Regions from separate parts of the Homo sapiens genome. Here regions 2 and 3 are each linked to region 1. A link is an interaction called in ENCODE POLR2A ChIA-PET data of the cell type or tissue named here. Cell type or tissue: CD4-positive, alpha-beta T cell. All regions are shown on one strand.

Region 1 (4,000 bases):
TAACCTACAGTAAGATACATATTTATTTCAAAATCATGCCTGTCTCCCCTGACACACATATATGAAATATATGCATATGCCTATATTGATAAAGGAAACCAGAGTTTCACAAAACAATGTTTACTCATTCTGTGCAGTCTAATAGTTTTTATTCTATTAAGATCTGATTTCTGGCTGGGTGTGGTGGCTCACACCTGTAATCCCAGCACTTTGGGAGGCTAAGACCGGCAGCTCTCTTGAGCTCAGGAGTTTGAGATCAGCTTGGGCAACATGGCAAAACCCTGTCCCTAAGAAAAATACAAAAATTAGCCAGGCATGATGGTGCATGCCTGTAGTCCCAGTTACTCAGGAGGCTGAGGCAGGAGAATCACTTGAGTCCAGGAGGTCAAGGGTGCAGTGAGCCGCCATCATGCCACCATACTCTGGCCTGGACAACTGAGTAAGACCCTTTCTCAAAAAAAAAAAAAAAAAAAACAACAAAAAAAACACCTGATTTACATTGTTTGTAATGCTGATTGCAACCCATTAAGTTGACTTCATGACCCACTAATGGATTGTGACTCTAAGTTTGAAAATCCCTGATATACACAGTTATGCTTAATCCTTACGGCGGGAGTTCTCACCCCGTTAGTCAGGCTCATAGAGGTAGACAAACCTGGCTAAAGTTGCAGAGGTGAAATTCTATTTTGGAATTTCTGATTGTGGAGCCATTGCTTTGTTTGGCCATCTCAACCAGCTGAGTATCTGCTTTTGCTTTATATTATGGCTGGTGACTTGGTGAGTTTGCCCATTTCCAACTAAGCTTCAGAAACAGAGAAAGGGAACCAGTTTGGGAAAAGGGTCCAGCTACAATGAACACTACCATTTGTCTCCCACAAGGTCAGAATAGCCAGAGGACTCTTCCCATATGAAATACCCCATATTCTTCCTTAATGGCTTATGTTTATAGCAGATTTCCTGAGTAGAAGCTTAAAGTAATCAGACATTAATTAAACCACCTCTAAACATAACCAGAAGGTGTGATACTTCACCTCCCCAAACATTTTCAGCCTTCCTTTAATGCAATTAAAACCATAGCCTAGAGCAAAGAGCATGAAAAGTAGCAAGGAGTTGGCTTGCTGGATAATTTATATCATTTTTATACATAACTTCGCACTTACTCTCAGGCGGAAATGGAGAACTGTCTAATCCCGCACATTTGAAGCCAATGGTCCCCATGAGAATACTATAAATTAACACACAATGAAATTGCATCTAAATTATTAATGGGTGATATTTCTGAATAAGCAGGAGATACCATCTATCTATTCTCACCTCTGTTGGTTTTTTCCTACTTCTAGGATGGCCCCGAAGCCGGACAGACTGTGAAGGTGAGTGCTTATTATGTGCATACAAATTAATAAGAGGCGATTATGAGAACTAATAAAAAATCACAACGAGTCATATGCAGCACATTGCTGTTTCATTATGTTATCTTCGAGGTCAGAGAGACCCTCAGTGTTAGAGCCGTAAATCCTGACATTATAAACTCTGCCAAACAATATGTTTCCCATTGGTTTACAAGACATTTACTTTTAGTAGTAAAATTATTATTGTGCAAACGCTAAAACAGAAACTAAATCAAGGAGTCCGGAAACATAAGTCAAAGTGGTTCATGTGAGAGAGTGTCTAGGAAATAGCATGTGAGCTTCCTGTGGGTTTGTGCAGCCCCATGTTAAGCCTGGGGTGTCTTTGACACACCTTTGCTTCTTGACATAGTCTGCTTTTGCTTCATTGTTTTTGAGTGAAGCAATAACCGCAGCAGTAGCATCAAGCTGCCTCCCTTCCTTTCTGTTCTCCTGTGCTTCTCTCTGTTCTCCTTCTCGTCACCCCCACACCTACTCTTTTCCTCCCTGTGTACTTAATACCAAAGTTCAAACCTAATGGAGTCAGTGGAGCTCAAAGATGGGTTTTTAAGTGTGCTAGGAGAAGAAAGGAGGATTTATTAGGATAGTCTCTGCTTCTGTAGTAAAAATAAAATAATAAAATCCTGGCTGATTCAGAAGCTGGGTTTCAGCTCTTTTCATACAAATGCTAATTCCTATACGGGTAGATTCTGCACCTAAGTCATAGAAAAGGCTCTATTTTTGGTGCTAGAAGTCAGAAGCAAGTCAGGCTGGGATGTTAATGTTACACTTTGTTGAAATAAAGTTTAATGCTTCGAAGACTAGCTGTGAGTGGATAAGGTGCTGCCCACACAAACAATGCCAAATAAACGTAAGTTCCCTTTTGATCTTACTTTACTTTTGTCTTTAACACAGCTATTCTGGGACTTTTAAAATACAATCTCTGGGAAATACTTCTAAGCAGTGAAAGTTTATGTAGGGACTGCCACCATATGGGCTACCAAATTCCTTATCATAAAAAAGGGCTAGCCTCCTAATTGCTCTACACACAGGGTATGGTGATAGACACAGAGGCTTTCAGCTTTCCTCTGTCCCACTGTCTCACCTCCATGTGAGGCTCTAAATATACGGATGCAAAGAAAGGATTTAATACCTGTGGCTTCTTTTTGAAATCACTTCTTGAAATGCAAAACACAAATGTTTAAACTTGGTTCCAAGATTTTTTAAAACTCAGTATTCAAATGTAAATTCCAACTATACCGGATTAGTTAGATGCACTATGCAATATCTATTTGATGGAATTCCTTCAGCCATTGAAAGCGATACTGTAGAGGCATAGCTAGTGACATGGGGGAATGCACAAACTGTATTAAGTGGGATGCACAGAATGATAATAGGTGCATAGTAAGCATAGCTAAAACTTATATGAATAGATAGGTTATATGATCTCAAAATTTCATTTAGCCATTCTAAAGCGGGATAGAAAATATTTGCTATGCAACAGGCTCTGAATAGAGATAGAAAGTAGATTAGTGGTTGCCAGGGACTGGGACAAGGAAGGAATGGGGAATGATTCCTAATGGATACAGGTTCTTTTAGGGTAATGAAAACGTTGTGGACTTAGTGGTGATGGTTGTGCAACATTGTGAATATAATAAAGCCACTGAATTGTACGTTTTAAAATGGTGAATTTTATCATATTTGAATTATCTCTTGACTAAAAATAATAAACACACACACACAAAACAAATAAGCAGTGAGCCTAGCTGGGCTGATAACTATGGCTACAGATTGTGTAACTCCAATAGTAATTACTTTTTGATGTCCCAATTATCTGGCCAAAATGTGTAATGTTTTTGTTACCTTTGATGGTGATGATGATGGACTAATTCTTAACATATAGTACTTATATATGAATTGTTGAATGTGGTTATTGTTATCATCACCCTGATTATTTAGCTTAAGTTGAACTTTTTAAAACGATTCTGTTTTTTAAATCAGCAGGTTATGCTGTTTTGCACATCTTTCAGTTGTTTCCAACCTGATCACAGAAGTTTCCTGATATGAAATAATGGGGATATCTTGACTCGTTTGTAGAATATGGTGGTTATAAGAAAACCACCATACACACACACACACACACACACACACACACACACACACACACACACACACACACACACACACACATAAAATCCCAGAGAACAATGAAGGTTCCAAAGCTGTCCTTTTAGACAAAGTATCCATATCTAAAGTTGTTGAATCTGCTTTTCAAAATGCGATCTTTGTATCACCTGCATGAAAATTAACTTTGGTATCAGTTAACAACAACAAAAAGTTGATTCTCAGTTCTTATTCCAAATCTACTTATTTAGAATACTGTGACTGGGGCTTGGGAATCTTCATTATTAACAAGCACATCCCGTGATAGATATTTGCCAGCCTCAGTATTGTATGATGATAAAATATTGAGTGGCAATGGCCACATAATTATGACCCCTGGAAGCCAGTCTTGCAGTAGCCAGCCCCTCTAGGGGACAAAGCAGCATCTTTAATATTCAGCTGTCCAGTTGTGAATACTACAATTCAAGCCTCTGAGCATTTCATATTTTGGA
Region 2 (4,000 bases), 54 kb before region 1:
AGGTGGCCCATGATTACGTGACCAGAAGTTATGTTGGCGTTTTGAGAGGGCGGGAGGTCATTAGGGCCAGAACAGTCTAACTCTCCATCTTGTTATCCACATATTTCTAAACACATGCTGTGGACATGAGAATATAATGCATGCATGGAGATATTGACAAAGTGCTCTAATTAGCAGAACATTAATAAGTAAAAATCAACTCACTTTCAATAAAACCTAATTTCACTAAAAATCACTGGACCAGCCTGGGAATGGGAAGCTCTTAGATATCGTTGGGAAATTCATTCGGAGTATCAAGATAAAAATGAGAACAAGGTGAGAAATGAACTTCAAAACTAAGCCTGAGTTTGACTTACATTTTAATTTTTTTTTAAATAAAAGAGCTCTCACAACCTGGGGATTTCCCTCCAACAGCTGGTGAGTACCCTGTACTATCCCCACCATCCCATCCTAGACTGTGTCAATGTCCATGGAAAAAGGACTTCTATCATTTTCTGGGAATGAGTTCAGCTGCATGTAACAGAAACCCTGCCTTTAACAGTTGCTTAAAAAAATAGGGGTGTATTTTCTTTGGTAACAAGAAGACCTCCTGGAGGTAGGCAGTGTCTTAGTGATTGTTTTAATCTGCCTATTTGCAAGATGGCCACCCTATTTCCTGGAACCATGATCAAATTCACGGTAGGAAGAAAGGGAGAGAGGTGGCAGCAGCAGTGTTGCTACTGGAAAATCATATGCTTCCCCCGAGTATTCCCCAGCAGATTTTCACTGGCTTCAAGATGGTCTGAGAGAATGAGTAGTTGGCCATGGGATGGGAACAGGCAGGAGAAAAAGGTGTTAGGAATGAGCAATGGGCAAACTGAGCAGAGTTTCCTGCTACAGGAAGCTCTGTAGATGTGTAATTCAGTGCAAAATAAAAACTCAATAGACTGACTTGAGAAGCATCTTGCCTCTAACTGATTAGGTCTCACTTTCTTGCTGTGTAAAACAAAGGGCTTGCCTAGGGGTAGTCTATATTTTCAGAAGTTTTCCTGTTATAGCATTCCAGAATTTCTCAGGTACTTTTATAATGATTAAGAGCTTTATGATCTCAAACACAGCATAATTACAGAGAGTTACTGGGTCCTAGGTACTTAATGTGCATGATCTTATTCAACCCTCACCATGCCTCTGTGAAGCAGGCACTATTATGCCATCCATTTTACAGATGAAAGAAGTAAGTGCAGGTTAAGCCTCTCGGTGACATGGTTAAGGTGACAGTTAGATCATGGCCAGGTCAGGATTCATCCCAGGAGCATGGCTGATCCCAAAGACATTTCTTTAAGTACTAAGCATTCTAGCTCATAAGGTTCCTCCACATTCTAATGCTTTCTGTCTTCTTCAACCTGGCTGTATGTGTAATACGCATATTTTCATGATTCTCATTTTTCCAAACTTCCTAGTTTTGGTCTGGAAGGTCTTCTCTTTTTGTGAGTTGATTGCTCTTTGCCCAATTTATGTCCTAAAGAACAGTCTCAGGGCAAGGCATGAGACTTGAATCAGGAATGAATACAGTGAGTCATAGTGCCTTTGAGGCCAGCTGTGTTTATGTTTGAATGCCACCTCCCACTTGCTAGATGTAGATGTGTGACTTTGAGTAGGGTAAGTGTTATATCTTTAAGTGTCAATTTCTTCATATGCAATGGGAAGATTATGATATTAACCAATGGCATTTTAAATGAGAAGTAAATGAGATAATACTTGCGAAGTGCCTAACACAGCATGTGTCAGTGTATTAGAGAGTTGATAACTGTGAAAATGGTTAAGGTGAAAGGGATGTAAATGAAAATACAAACAAAACTGGATTATTTGGCAGATCCTAAATACTCTTTGACCAGTATAGTCTCACATTGTTCTCCTTCATTCTCAGTGTGCTTGTGTTGTGTGTATGTGCACATGCAAACTTTGCTTTTCCTCATGTCTGCTTTGTGAGCTAGAGTCAGCTATAGCTATGACAGCTCTAGAGCTGCTCACATGGTAGGTAGGTTCTGTCTGTCCCTGTCCCTCATCATTCAGGGTGTGGATGATACAATGACTGTTTACTATGCGGTCAAAATTCTAGAAGTACTGTCTGTAGCATGGAAACAGAGTCTTCTCTGCATATTTTCAAATGCAAGATAGAGATGGCAGTGGTGGACAAGGTATGAGGGTGGTTTGGTTGGGGGTGGGGTGCATCAGTTATACTGTGTTCTTTCATTGCAGCTAAAAATTTCAAAAATACCACCCATTTCGGAGTTCAGTGAAGTAAATTCTGAGAATCCAAACATCAAATAAGAGTTATAAACAACATAGTTTTATTATTACTAGGTAATTATTTTACTTTTATGTTTCATTAATATTATTGATTTAAATCAAATTAGCCATACCTATAACTTCAGGCAGGAAGGAAAGGTATAAGAGGAAAATGAAAACTTTCCTTTCCTTCTCTTCTCTGACATGCTGGCCTCTTGTCCTCCAAATATTACCATTGTGAAGTTTCTTCTGTAGCTTTTCAGAAAAAGAAATTATGCACATGTTGACATCTAAACAAAACGACACGGAGCCTTTAAAATCTTTACTTAAATGGCATATTATATACATTCTTCACACTTAGCTTGTTTCAAAGCATAGTATATCTTGAAGAGCAGACCTACCTCATTATTCTTAATAGCTGTACATATTGTTTTGTATTGATAAATCAAAACGCGTTTAACCCAATGGATGGTATATGGGTTTTCTTCTCCATTTTTTTGTTTGTTTTTATGGGCAATACTACAAAGGACATTCTTGCACAAATTCTGGCATACTATTTGGAAGTATATCTGTAGGGCAAATTCTTAGCAATGCATTTGCTGGGTTAAAGGGTTTGTGAATTTGCCATTTTGCTAAGAGATTGCCAAATGCTGGATATGCAAGAAATGTTCTCTCTCAACAACCAGACAGAAGGAAAATCTCTTCATTCCTTTCTTTTAATTTAATTTGCTTATCTTTCAATGGCCTTCTAAAAAAATTGAATGGCATGTTTTTTAGGTAGATTTTGTTTGGCAGTCACTCTGGGCCTCTGCTTTTATTAAGGGAGGGAAGGCAGATGAGCTGTGGTAAACATGGATAAGTCAGTGTTCTGGCTTCCTCAACCAATGTGAATTTGGATGGACTATTTTTTCTAGTTAAAGAAATCTCCATATGCTATGGTGATGTATCTGGAGTATATCAGTTTCTTGAAACACAAGATGATTTTTATTTTGCTTATATTCAGTCTCATTTAGTAACTGTCAAAAAATTTACCGTATTGCCAGAAAGTTGATCTTGTAGACCAGATGTCAGTCGGGACCTTGTTGCTCAATGGAGATCTAACTATAATGTACTCAAACTACCAATTCCACAGTTCATGAGAAGTTAAAGTTCTCTCCACCTTCTCTGTGAATTTTGTCTTCCTCTGGTTTCTCTGTCCAAGTGTCTGTTTTGCCCTACTTAACAGGATGTGCAATTTGTTTGCATGTATCTGTAACAGTCTTCTCCCCAGGCATTATTTTAATTTAGTTGTGAACTGGGAGATATTGTGAAGCGGTCTCATTGTGGAACATTTCTTGCTCCTCAGTTGACTCTTCTCCTCCTCCATCCCTTTTCACTTCTTCTCTCCTACTGGAAAAGAAGGTTTGCCTTTTTCTGCAAGGCCTTTATGGCTATTAACATCTATTCCCTCCAGTCTTTAACTCTGAGATGGTTTAATGAACATGACTCTCCTGCAAATTCTATATGTTTTCCTGAAGATTCTTTCTCAAACCAAAAAAACAAAACTCCTCCATATCCATTATAATTTCATCCAAAAATTCATGTTAGGTCATCTCCCTTACAAAGAACATTTCTCAAACAGCGTTTCTGTTTGTTTTTGTTTCTGTTTTAATTAGCTGGCATTCTGGTGTAAGGATTAACAGAAGAATGCCTTCTTAGGATAAATCCAGCACTTCAGTAGAAGAAAGATCGT
Region 3 (4,000 bases), 64 kb before region 1:
TCCTTGAATGATTTTTAATTGTCAATATTTTCAGCAACACTTCTCTTTTGATTGCTTTGTTTGCTATGAAAAAAATATATTTCTGTCTACTAAGTTTTATCTATCTTATTTAATCAGTTATTTCTTATAAATAGATTATTAGCACATAAATACAGTCCAACTCTCCTTTGCTCAGAATAGAAGCTTAACTTTTTGCCTTAAATTGTTTTCAGTTATTGTTTTCCTTGGATGGGGAAAATGAATGTTCCTTTTACCTTTCAGTCAGTCGTGTCTCACTTTGGTGATTATTTTATTTTTTGTGCTTGCCTTAGGAATAAAACATAGTGTTTGGGTTTTTTTTTCTTATTTATCAGGATTGCTTTAATGGTTTCAATCATCTTTCTTTCTTTCCTTTTTCTCTTCAAAATTAATTTTAAAATAATTATTGTAGTAGGAATCCTCAACAGCTGAGCTGTACCATCTCAGAGTACCATTATTATCACTCTGTTAGGTGACATGATAATAATCATTTCTAATCTGGTGTCTCACTACATAAACATGCATTGCTAATCACAGTATGCCTCTGATCTCATTTGTTTAAAAAAAGCAGCAGCAGCAGAAGCAGAAGTAGAGAATAAGAGAAGAATCCTTCTGAAAGCTCTTAGTTTGGCCATATTACCCCACAGTGTGGCTTGTATAAAACACTTTCACTTTCTTGCACGAGGAACATAATGGGAATCCAGGAAGACAATATGAATAATTTTATAAGTTGGCTATTTAAAGAGAAATAGGCTTTTCTGAGTTTCTGGCATATCCAACTTAATATTACAGTACTGGACCTCATTCTGAATACTTAGAATATTTACGACACTTGATGTTTGGACTTTATAAAAGGTCACTTGAAAATGAAGTCACTTTCATTTTAAAGTAGAAGAAAGTGGATGTGGAAAAGGGAAGAGCTTTTAAGGAAAACCATCATGTCTGTTCTCCTGTAAAAGGTCTTCATTTCCAGTAGTAATTGTATTTCTTAATGGCTTTCCTAATATTAGATGATTACGTCTTGATGTATGAAAGTATTTCAGCTCAGGGATTATTGAGGCTCCTCTGGCAAAATGACTATCATACTTACCTGGAACTTTTGTTTCAGCCCAAGTAACAATTGCAGATAGACATAAATTAGCAATATTTACTCAGAACTCACACGTAGCTGTTTTTCTTGTTTAATAAGGTACTTTTGCTTACAAATGATAGTTACCAGTTAAAGCCATCTTAAGATCAAAAAGGGACATCATTATAAGGATTCAGAGGTATGGCATAAATCACAGGGGAGGGCATAAACTCAGCTTCATGAGAATGCCAGGCCTCAGGACCAGGACCCAAGAAAACTATTCTCTTTAGTATCTCTGTGTCTTCTATAATTGATGGCCATGTATTATAGAGAATAGGAGTTCTACAAGGCTGTCCATGGTAAACAAACAGGATCTTTGATTCCTATTAGTCTGGGGAATGTTCCATACCACATCCACCAGGTCTGAGAGCTTCACGGTGCACAGTAGACTATTAAAGTTACTGAGAAGTTGCATGGAACAGAAACCTGCTTAACCTTCTTTAATCTACTGATTTCCAAACTCATTTGACCATTGCTTTGAGAAATATCATTTTAAACAAACACTCGAATAATATGGAATTAAATTTAATTGGATTCATGGAGTTCTATTGTATTATTTTTTAAATGATACAATGAGCACTTGTTAAGTGACTAGTTGAAGGTCACAGTATATTTTTGAGCCTCTTGGTCTAGTGCTCTTCCCACTGGTGCTTACATTCGTGGATCTTGGCTGAGGAACTGTACTGTCACAGCTATTCACTTTGTGCCCATACCCCATCACCCTAGCATTTTAAAGGAGCTCCCCACTTTAAATTGAGTGATTGATTATTCCATTGGTTCTCCTGACAGGCAGTCTGCTATTTTAAAGATGACCCAGCAGCTCTAGTTTAAAATGTGCCTTTATTTCCTGTGTGTGACGCATATATGTTGAGCAGTTTCTGGTCATAGGAACTTTGGTTCCAAATCTTATTAAGGTTTTTGTCATTCCAGAGGGTGACATTTTAGGGGGGCAGAAACTGGCTAGCATGTTAGCCTAATCCTTGAATCCAGGCAAAATAAATTTTGGTTGAGTTTGCTGTAACATTCACCCATTCGTTTTCATTGCTTCATGTCTTGGATCCAGTGAAAGGGAGACGTGTCAAATGTTCTGAGAGGCTGTAGATTCACTTGGTAATTAAACCAACTAGTGCAAATGTACACCAGTGAAAACAGTAAAGTTTCCCAGGGTAAGTCTTCTGGGAAAGTGAGAAAAGCCAGGCAGAAAAAGGGTAATTGAATATCAGAAATAAAGAGCTGAGGAAAGTGTTGGGGGAGTAAACACCAAGAGAAGAAACTATTGTAATTTCTGCCAACAAGAACATCATGCTTTTAAAGTGCATGTTGTTTTTTTTTCCCCTTTGGAACAGTTAGCAGGAGTAGCAAAAACAGTAACAACGTGACCTCAGTGATAATGTGTCTCTAGTCCATGAAGCTGAGCCAGGTGTTGTATTAAATACCTTTGAGACAGAAACTCATTTCTAAAATCCACACATTTGCTGAATGAATGAATGAATGAATGAATAAGCAAATTTTAATTTGTGTCTGTCTAGGGATAAGAACTTTTGATGCTTTGCTCTTCAAAGGAGTTTAAAACATAATAAGGGAGAGAATACAGGACATGAAGTTAGAGAAGTGGCATGGGAGAGGTAATACCATAGAAGTAGAGGAACAAGAGAAAATTTCCATCCAACAAAGGTTGGAGAAAACTTCCAACCTTTGTTCCAGTGAACAAAGGTTTAACATTTGTATGGGTGCATCAGTTAACTGTTTCATAAAACTCATGTGTACCAAACTGTCCCCAGTACTTGGTGGATTGAAATAAGAGTCATTTACTCTGATTCTTGTGTCTGTGGGCCAGCTTGGCTTGTTTTGACTATAGGGTGTGAGTTAAGTCCATGTGTCTGTCACCCTCCAAGACCCAGCAAAAAACTAAGACATCTGCTTCTCATAGTGAAAGACAGGAATGCACATGACATTTTAAGCCCCTGCTCCATTCACATGTCTTAAGCCAAATCAAGTCTGATATCAAAGGAATGTGACAGTATACTCCTCTCAGGAATAAGAAGTAAAGAGAGAGTGAATATTTACTGAACAACAATCTAATTTACTTCAGTGGGAAATACAGGGTTATTTCGTATATCTGGTGAACTTGTTAGGAAGTAGCAGTGTTTATATTGTAAAATCAAGCTGGAGGTTGCAGGACAGAGGCTAGAATTCCAGCTGAGAATAATATTACAAAGGGCAGGAGTGGAGTGATTTTTTCCAGTGAGTCAAGGGCCACAGGTTGGTCAAGGGAAATGGGCACTGAAAATACCTTTCCAGAAACACTTACTTAGTAGGGTGACTTCGGTAGATCATGAGAAAATAGATTTGGTAGAAGATTAAAAGCAGGAAGCTGATTGTTTGGGGCTGAAAACGATGAGGGGTTAGAGAAGCAAGGTAATTAATATCAGCGTCTCTTTTGAAGACATAAAGGGCAGAAGAGAAATAGGGTTTTGAAATGAGAGAGAGCAAACGTGAGACGAACATAAGCATGTACTATGAGAGCCTATATTCATTAAAGAAAGATTCTGGGGCTGTTTGTTGTCCCAGGATAATGAGTAATAGGTGATAGATACAGAGCTGTCATCCTTTTCTCTCTTTTAATATAAGATATTTTGTAAGATGATAAGGCAAGGTGAGTGAGTAAGGCAATCCCCTTTCCCAATAGTTTTGTTATATACAGACTTAAAATGTGACATATTAAAGGGGTCAGGAAACTCTTGAATCTTGAGTCAACCATCTCTACTACTTAATATGCTCAAGGGACCTTATTTTTAAACATCATATGGGGGCACAATATTTACCTGTATGGTTAGCAAGCAACTTGCTAAC

What was found. ChIA-PET counts read pairs that join two places held together with the same protein. Peaks named below come from ENCODE experiments on the same cell type or tissue, not always from the same donor. Only the 100,000 strongest peaks of a DNase experiment are listed, where the experiment ranks them.
Region 2: POLR2A ChIA-PET joins it to region 1 with 14 read pairs; 6 of 35 experiments call an interaction of 5 or more read pairs at or near these places.
Region 3: POLR2A ChIA-PET joins it to region 1 with 24 read pairs; 5 of 35 experiments call an interaction of 5 or more read pairs at or near these places.

What each region holds. Positions count from the first base shown.
Region 1 is chr3:60,008,741-60,012,740 of GRCh38, reverse strand. FHIT (fragile histidine triad diadenosine triphosphatase) reads left to right here. Exons shown (of 10, transcript NM_002012.4): 7 at 1,341-1,370. Among named protein-coding and RNA genes, the nearest start is that of MIR548BB, 610 kb to the left of the region's middle. RefSeq lists a silencer at 1,657-1,866. In CD4-positive, alpha-beta T cell, no CTCF peak of the experiment used is centred here; DNase peaks (open chromatin) are centred at 1,720 and 2,190; H3K4me3 peaks cover 2,512 bases; H3K27ac peaks cover 3,689 bases.
Region 2 is chr3:60,062,581-60,066,580 of GRCh38, reverse strand. All of the region lies in intron 5 of FHIT (fragile histidine triad diadenosine triphosphatase), which reads left to right. Among named protein-coding and RNA genes, the nearest start is that of MIR548BB, 550 kb to the left of the region's middle. In CD4-positive, alpha-beta T cell, no CTCF peak of the experiment used is centred here; DNase peaks (open chromatin) are centred at 1,570 and 2,170; H3K27ac peaks cover 999 bases.
Region 3 is chr3:60,073,144-60,077,143 of GRCh38, reverse strand. All of the region lies in intron 5 of FHIT (fragile histidine triad diadenosine triphosphatase), which reads left to right. Among named protein-coding and RNA genes, the nearest start is that of MIR548BB, 540 kb to the left of the region's middle. In CD4-positive, alpha-beta T cell, no CTCF peak of the experiment used is centred here; no DNase peak of the experiment used is centred here; H3K4me3 peaks cover 1,709 bases; H3K27ac peaks cover 1,171 bases.